2 separate regions of the Homo sapiens genome follow, and region 1 is linked to region 2. The links are chromatin contacts, found by Hi-C in ENCODE. All regions are on one chromosome and are shown on one strand. The core of a region is the stretch at or near the end of the contact, and the rest is flanking DNA. Distances in the headings are between cores, read along the strand shown. Region 1 overlaps PDZD2 (PDZ domain containing 2). Region 2 overlaps PDZD2 (PDZ domain containing 2).

The links. Hi-C counts contacts between places; a loop is a spot of excess contacts on that map. Pooled maps may share reads with other maps.
Region 1: a loop to region 2 is called in a pooled map, with 3 times the contacts of the local background. The contact joins two enhancer-like sites. A Hi-C loop is called at or near these places in 1 of 168 maps with a recorded cell type or tissue (K562), 2 of 37 single-sample maps with no recorded cell type and 6 of 50 pooled maps.

Annotation. Positions count from the first base shown.
Region 1 is chr5:32,097,200-32,099,899 of GRCh38, forward strand. PDZD2 (PDZ domain containing 2) reads left to right here. Exons shown (of 25, transcript NM_178140.4): 22 at 80-181; 23 at 1,165-1,435. LOC105374711 (a long non-coding RNA gene) reads right to left here. Exons shown (of 4, transcript XR_007058716.1): 3 at 1,112-2,700; 4 at 1-646. Among named protein-coding and RNA genes, the nearest start is that of GOLPH3, 76 kb to the right of the region's middle. RefSeq lists an enhancer at 505-1,704. Within about 2 kb of position 1,297, at least 7 of the 41 ENCODE cell types and tissues checked have a DNase peak (open chromatin) inside an H3K27ac peak, as active enhancers do.
Region 2 is chr5:31,662,256-31,664,955 of GRCh38, forward strand. The region is part of intron 1 of PDZD2 (PDZ domain containing 2); the gene reads left to right. Among named protein-coding and RNA genes, the nearest start is that of PDZD2, 24 kb to the left of the region's middle. Within about 2 kb of position 1,441, at least 4 of the 41 ENCODE cell types and tissues checked have a DNase peak (open chromatin) inside an H3K27ac peak, as active enhancers do.

The sequences.
Region 1 (2,700 bases), core at 47-2,546, 430 kb after region 2:
TGGCCCAAGGGGATATGTTTTTCTTTCTTAATTTTTTGCAGCTGTAGCTCAAAGGATAATTTTTGTTTGTTTTCACTAGAATGAAGAAGATGTTTGCTTCATAGTCTTGAATAGAAAAGAAGGCTCAGGTCTGGGATTCAGTGTGGCAGGAGGGACAGATGTGGAGCCAAAATCAATCACGGTAAGTGACAGAGTCATTAGGCTCTCAGGAAAATCCCCCCTCAAGCAGCCTCAGAATGTGATCAGGGCACAAATTCCAATCAGCGGGTTCAGAGATTGCTGGATTTCATTCCCAGCTACCAACATAAAAAGGGAGAAGTGGGAGAAGTAGTACGTAAGGTTTTCGTTGACAAAAGACAAGCATTTTTAACACAGAGCTGACATGTATAGGCCATTTCCAATCCCTATAAACACAATTCGCTATAGCCTTATAATTTACCTCCATATTTTAAGCAGTAGAAAACATTAGAATCAACTGGCCAAACTTGTGTTTATACAATTACTCCCGTCTCAAAAAGTCACTCAAAATTTTACATCATTCAAAAGCCTTCAGGACCATCCAGAGGGTCACCTTCACTGCACGAGCCCAGGCCTCATTCATCTTCGTATTCCCATTGCCTCCTGGATGCCAGGCCCATGTCAGACACTAAAAAGGAGTTAAAAAAAAATGTGTGGAGACACTGGCATTGACATTTGTGTTCCATCCCCCGCACTGAATGTATGTTTTTTTTTATAAAGCAAGTGTCTACCTTAGAAAGTTCCTTTACTACAAGACCCGGCACGGTGGCTCACGCCTGTAATCCCAGCACTTTGGGAGGTCGAGGCGGGTGGATCACCTGAGGTCAGGAGTTTGAGACCAGCATGGCCAACATGGTGAAACCCTGTCCGTCTCTCCTAACAATACAAAAATTAACTTGGCATAGTGGTGTGTGCCTATAATCCCAGCTACTCAGGAGGCTGAGGCAGGAGAATCGCTTGAACCCGGGAGGCTGAGATTGCACCACTGTACTCCAGCCTGGGTGACACAGCGAGACTCCCTCTCAAAAAATAAAAATAAAAAAGGAAGGTTCCTTTACTACAGATACGCAGTTAGTTACTATCTCCCTTTTACCGGAAATCGTAAGTGGATCTGGTTTTTGTTCCCTTTTCCTTTCCTCATCCCAGGTCCACAGGGTGTTTTCTCAGGGGGCGGCTTCTCAGGAAGGGACTATGAACCGAGGGGATTTCCTTCTGTCAGTCAACGGCGCCTCACTGGCTGGCTTAGCCCACGGGAATGTCCTGAAGGTTCTGCACCAGGCACAGCTGCACAAAGATGCCCTCGTGGTCATCAAGAAAGGGATGGATCAGCCCAGGCCCTCTGCCCGGCAGGAGCCTCCCACAGCCAATGGGAAGGGTTTGCTGTCCAGAAAGACCATCCCCCTGGAGCCTGGCATTGGTAAGATGATCATTTCAACAACCAGCAGGCTGTGAGCTACTGCAGAAAGAGGAGATTCTGGTTGAACATGAAGGAAAATAACAGCTAACTAACTTCTAGATCTGAAAAATTAAATGTAGCGAAGTCTAGTGTGTTTGGATGCTGCTTACAAAAGCAGTGTTACAAATAAATTAGAAAAAAATTAGAAAATTAGAAAAATCCCCCCAGTAGTTCAAGCTGTACTGTGGAAGATTTAAAATGACTGCAGAACAGTTTCCCTAAGTGTCCTAAGAAGGAATCTCTTACATTCACAGCCTCTTGTTAGGACTGGTAAGGAAAACAGGAAACTACGTGACGGGGCGAGCAGTGTTGAAGGAGAAATTCCAGAACTAAGATTTATCCTTGGGAAACAGCAAGGTTGTATTCTTTCCTGGTTTAGAAGAAAAGAAGGAAATGAGGGGGCAAGAGTATTTTGTGTCTGAAAACAGAAATTGCAGCCTTAGTCAACCAAGAAGAACTCACTGGAAGAGGTTTAGAAACAGATTTTCTACGTTCCGTCCATATTCAGAGCCTCAGAACCACGTGCAGCGTCTGTTTCTGCAGTGCGAGCTGTTTAATGCCCTGTTAAGTACTGCAGATGTCTGGAGTGCCGTGCATCTTGGCATTCAGGGGTGACGTCTTTTTTTATTCGAGAGGGCAAAGCAGAGGGTATGGGTTAGGCAGTGCCTTCTGGGAGGGGCCTTTTGTTCCTTCTCCACATCTCTCCCTGATAAGGGTAGCTGGATTCCTTTCTACAACTTGGCTTCCTTGTGGCCTGAGCTGTTTGTAGTCCTTGCTGAAAATGGCTCCGATTCCATTTAACAAATGAGAAACACTTCTTGTCCAGATGCCTCCATGGTCCCCAGTCTTCCTTCTGTGTCATTTCACTTTCCCTCTTCCAGAGGGCTGAGGCCCTCCTCAATACAGGGAAACACCTTGGTCATCAGATCTTGTCATGCTTGCCTTTGCCCCAAAACTGTCTCGACCACTTGGTGGACTTTCAGTGGGATCCTTGTAAACTGTCAAAGGAAACCACTTCATCCTCACAGCTGCCAGTTTTTAAGCCTCGTGAACTCAGATCTGGATGGTCCTTCTGTCATTTATAATCAATCACTCAGTATTCCTGCAGCAACTTCAGGGCCTCTGGTCTTGAAGCAGACCCTGCAGAGCAATCAATCAAACGCTGAGCGCCTGGAGGGCTTAACCTCGCTCAGTTTCCTGTTCTTCAGTCTCCCTAACCCAGGTCT
Region 2 (2,700 bases), core at 191-2,690:
GGCTGACATCACGCCATTGCACTCTAGCCTGGGCGACAAGGATGAAACTCCATCTCAAATAAATAAATAAATAAATAATTCCTAAAGCCTCTTTTATCTGTAAAAGAAGAAAACGTCCTGACACACAGTTGGAGCTCCAGAATCCACATGCTGCCTGTCTTAGTCCTTTTGGGCCACTATAACAAAAATTCCATAAACTCAGTGGCTTATAAATAAAATACAAAATAAAATTTATTTCTTGCAGCTCCAGAGGCTGGAAAGTCTGAGATCAAGGCACCAGCAGATTTGGAGTCTGGGATGGGTTTGCTCCCAGGCAGGGATGGTGCCTTCTAGCTGCATCCTCACATGGGGCAAGAGGCAAGGCAGCTCTCTTGGATCCCCTTTCTTTTTTTGAGACGGAGTCTGGCTCTGTAGCCCAGGATGGAGTGCAGTGGCGCAATCTCAGCTCACTGCATGCTCCGCCTCCCAGGTTCACGCCATTCTCCTGCCTCAGCCTCCCGGGTAGCTGGGACTACAGGCGCCCACCACCACGCCCAGCTAATTTTTTTGCATTTTTAGTAGAGACGGGGTTTCACCGTGTTAGCCAGGATGGTCTTGATCTCCTGACCTTGTGATCCACCCGCTGTGGCCTCCCAAAGTGCTGGGATTACAGGTGTGAGCCACCTCACCTGGCCAAGGCCCCACCTTCTAATGCTATCACTATGGAGGTTAGGATTTCAGCATATGAATTTGGGGTTGCAGGGTGGGACACGGACATTCAGGCCACGGCACCACCTCTCACATGAAAACAATCATCCCTTTCCTGCCCCTCACTACTAAAGATCCATTCACGTCCACAATGCCTTGGACCTCACTTTCTGTCTTAGATGAACAAATTGATCTAAATTAAGCTACCCATAAAAAATATCCTGTTTCTGTTAGGAATAAGTTCCATTAATAGTAAAAGACTTGCAAGGCATGAAAAATTCAGTTTCCCTTCCACTGATGATGATTTCTTCCTCCAACTTTAGAGATTGTCTATTCTAATCTTGTATGTTATAAATGAACAAATCTCAACCCAGAGAGCTGAGGTGGCTTTCTAAGGGTCACACAGTGAAGACCGTTTGGTAGGACTTTTCCCCACTGCCCCAAATGGCAAGATACAGGTACTTGGCATTCAGTGTTTAAAAGGTAATTATAGAACTACTTTTAAACAGGAGGTTGTTTTACCTTGGCATTTTTTTAAGAAAAAAAAATAAACAAGTGTACTAGATTTGTCCTTTTAAGCCAGTTTAAGAAGCGTGCCTTCTCTGTGCTGTTGAAATTGGCAGGCCCACATCTTGCAGACAGACTGTTCTGGTCTACTTGGTTAGTTGTTATCCCAAATGCAAATCTGACTCACGGGTGAGATCATGAGAAATCTGGGCTATTTTTCTTGATGACTTTTTCTTTCCTCTTCCAATTTTCTTTTGCGGTATTTGGCTCCGTGTGATACCCATGCTGGGGAACAGAACCTTGAAAGGGTTGTTCCTAGGATGGTCACTGCTGTCGTATGAATCACAAGACAGCTGGGGCAGGCTTGGCCCTGAACCGTTTGTGGCTTTGGTGTGGAAGTTTAGGGTGTGTGTGTGTGTGTGTGTGTATGCGGGCACAAGTGTGTGCTTGCACATGTATCTGTGTGTGAGTGTGATGGCGTATGGCAAAGTAAGAAGATTACTGCTTACTAGGATTTGAGCCCTTTTTCTAACCAATGGACTATTTTTATTCAACAAATGTTCACTTAATATCCAGCTTTTACTAGGCGGTGATGATATAGAGGGGTCTCTTACTGTCTAGAGAACATTATCTACAATTGAATAAGTAAATATTACCTAGCCTGTGTATTAGGGTAATGATAGTTGCTATTGCTGTGACAATTAAACCTCCAAGTTTTGTTTTGTTTTGTTTTTTTGAGATGGGGGTCTTGCTGTGTTGCCTAGGCTGGTCTTGAACTCCTGGTCTCAAGCAGTCCTCCCACCTCAGCCTCCTGAGTAGTCAGGATTACCGACACGCACCACCGCACCCAGCTGAAACCTCCAAGTTTTAACGGCTTAACATAACAAAAAATCATTTCTCTCTCACAAACAGCCTAGTGCAGGGCTCAAATCCCAGGAAGCAGAAATCTTATACAGGCCAGGGCCATCACACTCATACACAGACACATGCGCATGCATGCATACACACACACACACACACACACACACAGGCGCATGCATGCGTACACACACATACACACACACAGAAATACATGCACACACACACTAAATTTCTACACCAAAGCCACAAATGGTTCACAGCCAAACCTGCCCCGGCTGTCTTGTGATTCATACGACGGCAGAGACCATCCTAGGAACAACCGTTTCAAGGTTCTGTTCCCCAGCATGGGTGTCATACAGAGCCGAAAACCACAAAAGAAAATTGGAAGAGGAAAGAAAAAGTCCTCAAGAAAAATAGCCCAGATTTCTCATGATCTCACTCATCCTTGGTCAGCAGGTGGCTCTCCTCCACATGGTGATTCAGGGACTCAGATTCTCTCCATCTTGTGTCCCCACCAATGTCCTAGGGCTGCGAGTACTCTGCCCCCAACTGGTGGAAGGGAGGAGATGGTGGCGAGAAGGTGCATCTACTTCTGAAGTGCCTTGGGTTGGAGTGAAACACCTCACGTCCTCTCACATCTCATTA